Linked DNA regions of Homo sapiens: region 1 is linked to region 2. The links are chromatin contacts, found by Hi-C or POLR2A ChIA-PET in ENCODE. All regions are on one chromosome and are shown on one strand. The core of a region is the stretch at or near the end of the contact, and the rest is flanking DNA. Distances in the headings are between cores, read along the strand shown. Region 1 has its middle 58 kb from the start of PJA1. Region 2 holds the start of EFNB1 (ephrin B1).

Region 1 (3,925 bases), core at 979-3,478, 280 kb after region 2:
GGTATGTGTCCCAGCTCAGGATGGCGAAGCTAGAATGAGGAATGTTGATGAGGGCGGAGATAAGAAAAGATCAGTCCAACCAGGCAGAAAGGGCCTGGGCCACCAGGCCAGGGCTCAGAAGAAGAAGGAGAGAAAAGCTTGTGCTAGAGAAAGGCCTGCACAGCCCCATCCCGTGGCTGTCTGGCCCCTTCCTTCCCCTCAAAAGCGAGAGAGGCTCCTCTGGACTCAGCCAGGCCCTGCTTGCGTGGGTGGGGTTCAACCTGCCATGTGGTCTTCATTTCAGGTCTTCACACACACACACACACACACACACACACACACACACACGTACACACACACGTTCCACCCTGCCTGCACCTGGGGAGACATAAGGTGGGCTGAGCTTGGGACTTAAATCAGCCTCAGCAGGTGAATTGGGGTGGGGGCCTCCTGGAGCTGCCAGCACTGAGATCAAGGGTCCAGCCCAGGCCCAGTGGGTATTTTTCCAGTTGGCTTTGTCCCAGGAGACACCTGCTTGGCATGGTCTAGAAAGATCCTCAAGCCTTTTGACTGCAGATTCTCAGGCCACCAGGACTCCCTCAACAGTGCTCTCCCAAGTGGTCAACCAGCATTTTCTCGAAGAGTTCCAGGGACAGGTTGCTCATCACCTCTCCAGGCAGGCCAACTTGTGGACTTACTTTGTCAAACCTGGCACCTCTGGTCACACCTACAGCCCCACCATGGGCTGACTCTGTCTACCTTGCCTTCTGCCTCTTTAAATGAAATCCTCAGACACTGACCCAGAGAAAAGCATATAAGCCCATGGAAAATCGGGCAGCAGAGGGAGAGGAGCCAGCTGCTTACGTGAGATTCTAGGCTCTGATCACTTCTGTTGCAAGCAGACCCTGGTGGGATCCGAACCCAGTCCTCAGGGAGGAAGGCCAACCATAGGGCAATGAGGAAATGGAAGCCCAGAGAAGGGAGGAAGTTGCCCATGGCACATAGCTCTTTTACAGCCCAGTGGACCATCGTCATTCTGGGTCCATTTCCCAGGCTGGCAGGAACCCTGAACGCCATCCCATTCCACTCCCACCTAATGCCCTGCCAGAGGACTTCTTGCCTACCCCTAGCTTTGGGGTGGGGAGGGGGGGACTTAGTACCTTTCCCTTCTTGGACCACTCTAGTTGTCAGAAAGTGGTTCCCTATTAAAAGTCTGGAGTCACCTCCCTGGAACCCCCCTCCTTGTGCCTGTTCTGCTTTCTATACTCTCATAGATGGGGAGGGTACTTGGCCAGGGGGACGGGGATGGAAAGAGCAGTACATTTGAGAGCCAGCCTCCCTGGCTCATCTTTGGATGGTCCCTTCCCCTCCAGGTTACACCTGATGATTTTTATTCAGCTCTAAGATTTTTTTTGTCAGTGTTCTGCCCTATGACAGCCTTTCAGACTTCTGAGGATGAAGACCACACCTCCCACACTTTCCCACAGTTTTCTCTTTTCCAGGATCAACAACTCCAGATTATTCAACTTATCCTTCTAGGGCATGAGTCCCTGTCTCCTCCCAGCCAGCAAACACCCCTCAGTGAGAGGGGAAGCGGGGGTAATCCAGAGTGACCTATACTCAGAACTGTGTGTTGAGAGGAAGAAGGAGGGAAGGAAACAAATTTGGACTTTTGTCTTCTCTATATTTATGTAGTCTTCTCCTTGACCTTATAGTTGCTCAGTTGCCCTTATTCCTAAAGCCCCAAGAAGCAGGACCTGAAGCAGCCACCTGACACACTCCCGATGCCTTCTCCCCTCCTGTCAGGGCTGAAACTAAGCTCCCCAGGAATCAACCCCCATCTCAGGTCCTAAATCTTGTTCATTACAGTTTCCCTTCCTTCTGGAATCCTGTCTGAAGAAGATCCTCAAAGGCCAGGCCTAGAGATCTCTGACAGAGGCTGGTTTGGGGGAAATGGAATCTGCTTCCATTTAGGAAGTAAGAGCTGGCCACCTTGAGCCCCCTGGCCAGCCGGCCAGCCACTGCTGCAGCAGCATCAGAGGTGGAGCTCAGATTCCAGGCTAAAGCCTGAGGCTCAGCCCAGAACCCCAGGCCCCTGGGACCCTGGCAAGCCCTCCAGGAGATGACAGCATCAGCAGGAGCTTGCAAGTGAATGAAGCAGGCCAACCTCCTCTCCTGCTGCCTCCTCCTACTCTTCAGGCCGCTGAGGAGTTGGAATGTTGCCCTTTCTCCCTGGGGTGGTCACCTGCTTCCTCCCTACCTGAGCACTAGAGCTGCTGAGTAGGTGGAGGAGGGCAGGGGAGGGGCTAGGAACACCAGCTAACCTTGGCTTAGAAGAATGTGTGAAACAAGCAGGCCACAGGGCCCCTTTCCCAGCCAAAGACCCAGTGATAAGGAAAGGGGGAGGGGACAGCTGGAGGCAGCAGCAGGAGGGAGAGGGGAGAGTGTAGGAGAATGTGCTGTGTCAGCCAATTGTGCTCAGGCTCAGCCCTGAACTAACAACTCCCTCCCCTCCCCTCACCCTTTTCCCTCCCTTCCTTCTTTCCTTCCCTCCTTCCTCCCTTCTGTCCTTCCCATTCTATGTCTCCATCAGTCTTTCTGTCTCCATGTCTCTTGGTTTCTTTCTCTCTTTGGTGTCAGCCTCTCTTTCTGCCTGCTTCTGTTTCTCTTTCTGGCCTTTCTGTCTGCCTTCGTCTCTCGTTTTCATCTTTGGACCCACTGTCTGTCTGTCTGTCTCTCTGGCCCTCTCCCTGGCTCCGTCTCCCTCTGTGTGTGTCTCTGGCTTTATTTCTCTGCCTGTCCCTTTCTCTCTCTCTGTTTGCCTTTCTCCAAACCTGTCTTCTTCTCTAGATGGGTCCATTTCTCTGTGTCCCTGAGCATGTCTTTTTCTATCTTCTCTATGTCTTCTCTCTCTCTGCTTCTCTTTCTGTCTCTCTTCCTCTCTGCCCCACTGCCCTCCCCTGCCATCTCTCCCTTTCCCTCCCCTGAATGGCTCCCAAGAGGCTTTCATCAGCTGCGGAAGCACCAAGTGTGAAGCCTGGCCCCGCAGTGGGCTGGCCGGCCGTGCTTTTGAGCAGGACCAGGCCCATGGCTGCTTTTCCCAGCACAGAGAAGGAGCAAAGAGGGGAAGGAGGAGGGCACCAGCCCCTGCACACAGGATCCTGGGGAAGATTGGAGAAGGAAGGAAGCAACCTTTTGTAGCTCCTCTGCTGAGCAACCCTTTTTACCATGTGATGGAAAGACTCTTTTATCCTCATTTTTCAGATGAGGACACTTAGTCTCAGAGAAGGAAGTGACTTGTCCAAGGTCACACAGTGAGTCCGTGGCAGAGCTGCTAGGATTTGAACCCAGGACTTTCTGCCATCATTTCCCCCTGGGAGAGGGCTTGCTCTTTGGCTTCTCTTAGGCCATGCTCTCTAAGTCCATGCTGGCCTCTGCCTGACAGCTCTCTCTAGGATCCTGGTCTTTGGGCTTTCTTAGTAAGAGACCCAGTTGAAAACCTCCTGGGAAGCAGGGCTGGTGAGGTCCAATGCATCACAATGATGCCACCCAAAGCTGACCCCCAGGAGAGAAACCCCCAGGGCCTCTTGGGAGACATGGCTGAGAATATGGCATCTGATGGGGTGACATAGACAGTCTGAGCTGAAGGAACCCTGGGAGCCACACAGTCCAGCCTCTCTCACTGCACAAATGGGGAGGTTGAGGCCCATGCATAGGGAGTGAGTCCAGATCACCTCAAGACACAGCTCTTAGGGGAGCAGGACAACATTTGAAGAAGAAAATTGTCAGGGACTAGTTTGTTTTGTATAAAGAACATGAAAAGTCTATGTAAGTAAATCCACCTCGCTCACTGCCACTAAGCCATTCATTTTCCATCTCTGGACAAGGCACTTGGAGAAAAGCCTGGGGCTAGTCCCTGTGCCCAGGTCCTTCTCATCTCTGGGGA
Region 2 (4,052 bases), core at 106-2,605:
CCACTGAGAAACGCAGTAGCTCAGTCACCTATTAAGCGAGATGATGGACATGAAACTGTGTGAATGGTGGAGCACTTTGGGAATGTTGCTCATCTAATTATCTCCATAAAGAAAAAGTGGGGAGACCTTGTATTCTTGGCAGTCCCTAAGCCTACCCCAAACTCAGATATCCTTCTAGTTCTTTCCCTTCCTCCCCATACAGGGTGACGGTTTTTGCCAAGGCTACGCCTGTCCCAGGTCTTGTGCTATGGCAAGCTCCGGGTTTATCCCAGGCGCCCGCAGTGCTATGGAAGTCCAGCAGGGGGAGACATTAGCACGTGGGTACGTCCTCTGGGGTCCGACCAGCGAGAGTGGGTCGGACCTGGAAGGTCTGAGCTATGGGATCGAGCCAAGTTATAAGCAAAGAGGCAAGGCGGGGCGGGAAGAATGGGCCAGGGCTGGGAGACAAAGACCCAGATGGCGAGGCCGGGACAGGCTGGAGTCCGGCTTCTCCGGTCCAGGATGCCCGCTTTTGCTTTTTCAAAAGTCTCATGCCCTGTGCTTTTTCCTCTTTGCCCTCGAGGTGTCTTTCTTTATCGACGTGCCCTCTCATCCCCGCTTGCCTATCCCGGGACCTTGCCCGCGCCTTCGGACAGGACAAGACTAAATCTTGGCTCCAGAGGTCCCACAAGGCTCCCCCAGAAAGCTGAGATTCCGAAGGCCTGGTCCCCAGGGGCGATGAACACGCCTTCTCTCCCCACCACACCCCACCCTGCTCCCCGCCCCACCTCTAACCCCAATCAAGTACTGGACCCTCACCAGTTTCCCCCTCCCACTGTTCTCACTTTTATGTTCCTGACTCCGGGTCCAAGTGCAAGCAGACAGTGCATTTTGAGGGCGAGAGGAGGAAAGCCCACTAAAGCCTTACGTGGGACTGGACGAGGAGCAGACAGGCTGTCCTTGACACGGAGGTGGGCACAGAGCAGGACTTCAGGGGTCCTGTGTGTAAAAAGAAAATGGAAATACTTTCCTGGGGTACTTGGGACAGGGTCAGTGGGCTGGGGTGTTGACCAGACGCGTGGAGAGGAGAGCAGGCCGGCAGCTCTTGAGAGTGCCAACTTCCCACGGGTTGAGCTCTCTGGGAACAGGACTGAGAGGGACCCAACCCTAACCGCACGAGCCGCACACTCAGATTGGTGCCATCGGGCGCGCGGCGTCCTTAAGAGCTCCCTGAAACCCCGCCCCCTTCCTGCTCTGGGGGCGTGGTATGGGGCAAGGACCCCGCCACTGAGCTTGCTATTGGCTAAGAGAGCAGGGTTGGCCTTGCGTTCGCCTGAGCAAGGGAGTAGACAGCACAGCGGCAGCGGAGGGAGTCTATGCGAGCTGGACAGCAGTGGGAGGTTTGTGAGGCTCGCACTGGCCGCAGACCCTCGGGCTCGATCGCCCGGGAGCCAGGACTCGGCGACGCGAGGCTGCCGGGCTACCCGGCCGAGGCTTCGGGGGCGCAAACTAATGGGACTGGCTCGCTCGGCAGCATCTCCCCGCTCTTCTAAGTACACTGAGCAGGGCCCGCGCTGAAGTAGAAGCTGTCCGGGGGCGCGTAGCCCGGAGTCCCAGTGTGGCCCGGAGGAACGGAGCCCGTGCCAGGGCGGCCCAGTCGGGAGCCCGGGGACCGAGCTTGTGCTGTGGGGAAACCCCCACTTCTTCCAAGGGACAGCGATCCCGGGACGGTCGAGGCGTCGGGGCGGTCACCGAGACCTCTGCGGGAAGACCCCGTCGGGGAGAGGGCGCGCAGCCCCGAAGCGTCTCGGGAAGTCGAGCGGAATCGGGCGGGATCACCCGGGGGCGCAGAGCCCCCGTCGCGCCTCGTGCGGCAGCGGAGAGCCCAGGAGAACGAGCCCTCGGGGGCCGAAGCCCATGCCCGGGTTGGGGGCGGCTGCCCAGTGAGTCCTCCTGGCCGGCCGGGCGGAGAAGAGCGACACCGAAGCCGGCGGGAGGGGAGCACTTCAAGGCCGGCGGCTGCGGAGGATGGGCGCCTGAGCGGCTCCGAGCGCAGCGCGGCAGAGGAAGGCGAGGCGAGCTTTGGTGAGGAGGCGCCAAGGGATCCCGAAGTGCAGTCTGCCCCCGGGAAGATGGCTCGGCCTGGGCAGCGTTGGCTCGGCAAGTGGCTTGTGGCGATGGTCGTGTGGGCGCTGTGCCGGCTCGCCACACCGCTGGCCAAGAACCTGGAGCCCGTATCCTGGAGCTCCCTCAACCCCAAGTGAGTAACTTATCTCCTCTGGACGCTGGGGTGGGAGGCACTCCTTCAGGGTGAGGCCGCACGCCCCGGAGTGCATGTGGGGAGGTCTTCGGAGGAGGAGCGGCGCCTCATTTTGTCTCCGGCTTTTTCGAGTGTTTTCCTGCGGGCGGGCGGATGGAGCAGGGTGCGGCGGGGTGGGGTAGGGGCACTTGGCTGGGTTGTGACCCCCCGGGCTTCCCACCCCCTGCCTCTGCACGTCTTGGATGAAGTCGAGGTGGTCGCACAGGCGGAGCTGGGGAGTCCGGGCGCCCGAGAGCGCACCGGAGAACTGAGTGGAGGCGAGAACGCAGCTCCCTCCGGGGCCCCTGGGAACGTGGTGATTTTCGCCGAGAGCCGCTCCAGGAGCGAGCTTGACTCGGGCGAGGGACGAGGCCAGAACACGGGTTCCTCGTTTGCGTAGCTGTGGAGGGAACACAGAGCGGGACCCGGCGCTTGGGGTGGGTGGCAGCGCCAACATCCCCACTCGGGCTTCTCCCATTTTCATTTCTCTTTCTTCCCTGTTTTCCTCCCTGGCTTTTTGCTTTGCTGTCTCTTTTTGCCCCCCGCCCCTCCTTTCTCCCTGCCGGAGCGGTAGAAAGGCGGGCGCTGCTCCCAGGCTCACAAAGGCAGCGGGTGGAGAGGGGCGGAGTGGGAGAGTGGTCGTTGGGTAGTGGGGGTTCGAACCAGTGCCCGTCAGGGGTCCAATGGAGCCGGTAACAGAGCTTCAAGGGCCCGCCAGGGCGGAGAGTGGCGGCCGAGCTGTTGAGGGAGGTGGGTGGAGAAGGAGCGATTCCTGCCCAGGCAGGTCCCCTTGGCCCCCGAGTCTGTCCCCCAGATTGGGAAGCTGTGCTTAGTTTTCCCCAAGGGGTTGGGGCGGGGAGTGGGCAGCTATATAAAGGACATCCTTTCTTTTCTTTCTTCTCCTTCCTCTGCACAACTACCCCACCACCACCACACACACAACCCCTCCAAACAACACGCACACCTTTCAGGGCGGTGGCTCAGTGGTTTCTGGGCTTTTAGTGGGAAGTCGCTGGGGCTGTTGTAGTGACCTCTGGACCTTCTCTTTTGGCATCCAGGACTCAGGTTGGAACCAAGGGTCAAAATTGCCCTTCCTCTCAATTTTCTGGAGGTCCCAGCAATGTGCGAACAACCCCACTTAGCAGGAAACTGGGGAGCTTTGACCTGCTCCATCCGTGATCACTGATTCCTGTATCTCAAATTTCTTCCTGTCCACTCTTGCTGCCCCACGCCGCCTCCCCCCCAGCCCCGCCCTGCCCCGGGTAACTTCCCAGGCTCCTGCCTACCTTGGCCTCTTGGGTCCCAGGGACGTTTGATCTCTCAGCCCTGGAGTAGGAGAAGGCAGCTTTAGTTTTCTTCTCCTCGATTAAGGTAGAGTCCTATTACTGGTTGGTGGGATGGCTAAACCAGGGTTGGGGTGGAGGGCTCTCCCTGGGTACAAGGAAAGGGATTGGCAAGAATTTCTTTCCTACCCAGAAGCCAAACGGGGTACAACACTCTCCTAACAGCAGGGGCTCAAAATGCTCTGGGAGCTCTGGGCTGCTTGAGCCCAGGGGGGAACGTTGTGAAGTGCTCAGTGGTTGTGAAGTGCTCAGTGGTTGTGAAGTGCTCAGTTACCCTGGTAAGGGTGGAGGCTGGAAATGTTCTGTCTTGAGCCAGGAGAGTTGAAATCCGCCTGGGGTAGCCCATCATAGGGGCTCATGGGAGTGACCTAATTGCTCTCTCGGGTCTCTAACCAGAGATAGCATGCAGCTCCACAGCTGGAAAGGAGCCC

Evidence for each region. Hi-C counts contacts between places; a loop is a spot of excess contacts on that map. ChIA-PET counts read pairs that join two places held with the same protein, here RNA polymerase II (POLR2A). Pooled maps may share reads with other maps.
Region 1: a map of PC-9 shows a loop between it and region 2 (8-fold over the local background). The contact joins the enhancer-like site here to the promoter of EFNB1 in region 2. A Hi-C loop is called at or near these places in 3 of 168 maps with a recorded cell type or tissue (PC-9 and naive thymus-derived CD4-positive, alpha-beta T cell), 1 of 37 single-sample maps with no recorded cell type and 18 of 50 pooled maps. POLR2A ChIA-PET finds 5 or more read pairs at or near these places in 14 of 52 experiments (A549, AG04449, AG04450 and 11 more).

Annotation. Positions count from the first base shown.
Region 1 is chrX:69,105,203-69,109,127 of GRCh38, forward strand. No RefSeq gene overlaps it. Among named protein-coding and RNA genes, the nearest start is that of PJA1, 58 kb to the right of the region's middle. RefSeq lists enhancers at 1-143, 144-736. Within about 2 kb of position 2,229, at least 5 of the 41 ENCODE cell types and tissues checked have a DNase peak (open chromatin) inside an H3K27ac peak, as active enhancers do.
Region 2 is chrX:68,827,666-68,831,717 of GRCh38, forward strand. It overlaps EFNB1 (ephrin B1), which reads left to right and starts at 1,356. Exons shown (of 5, transcript NM_004429.5): 1 at 1,356-2,239. The coding sequence starts at 2,112.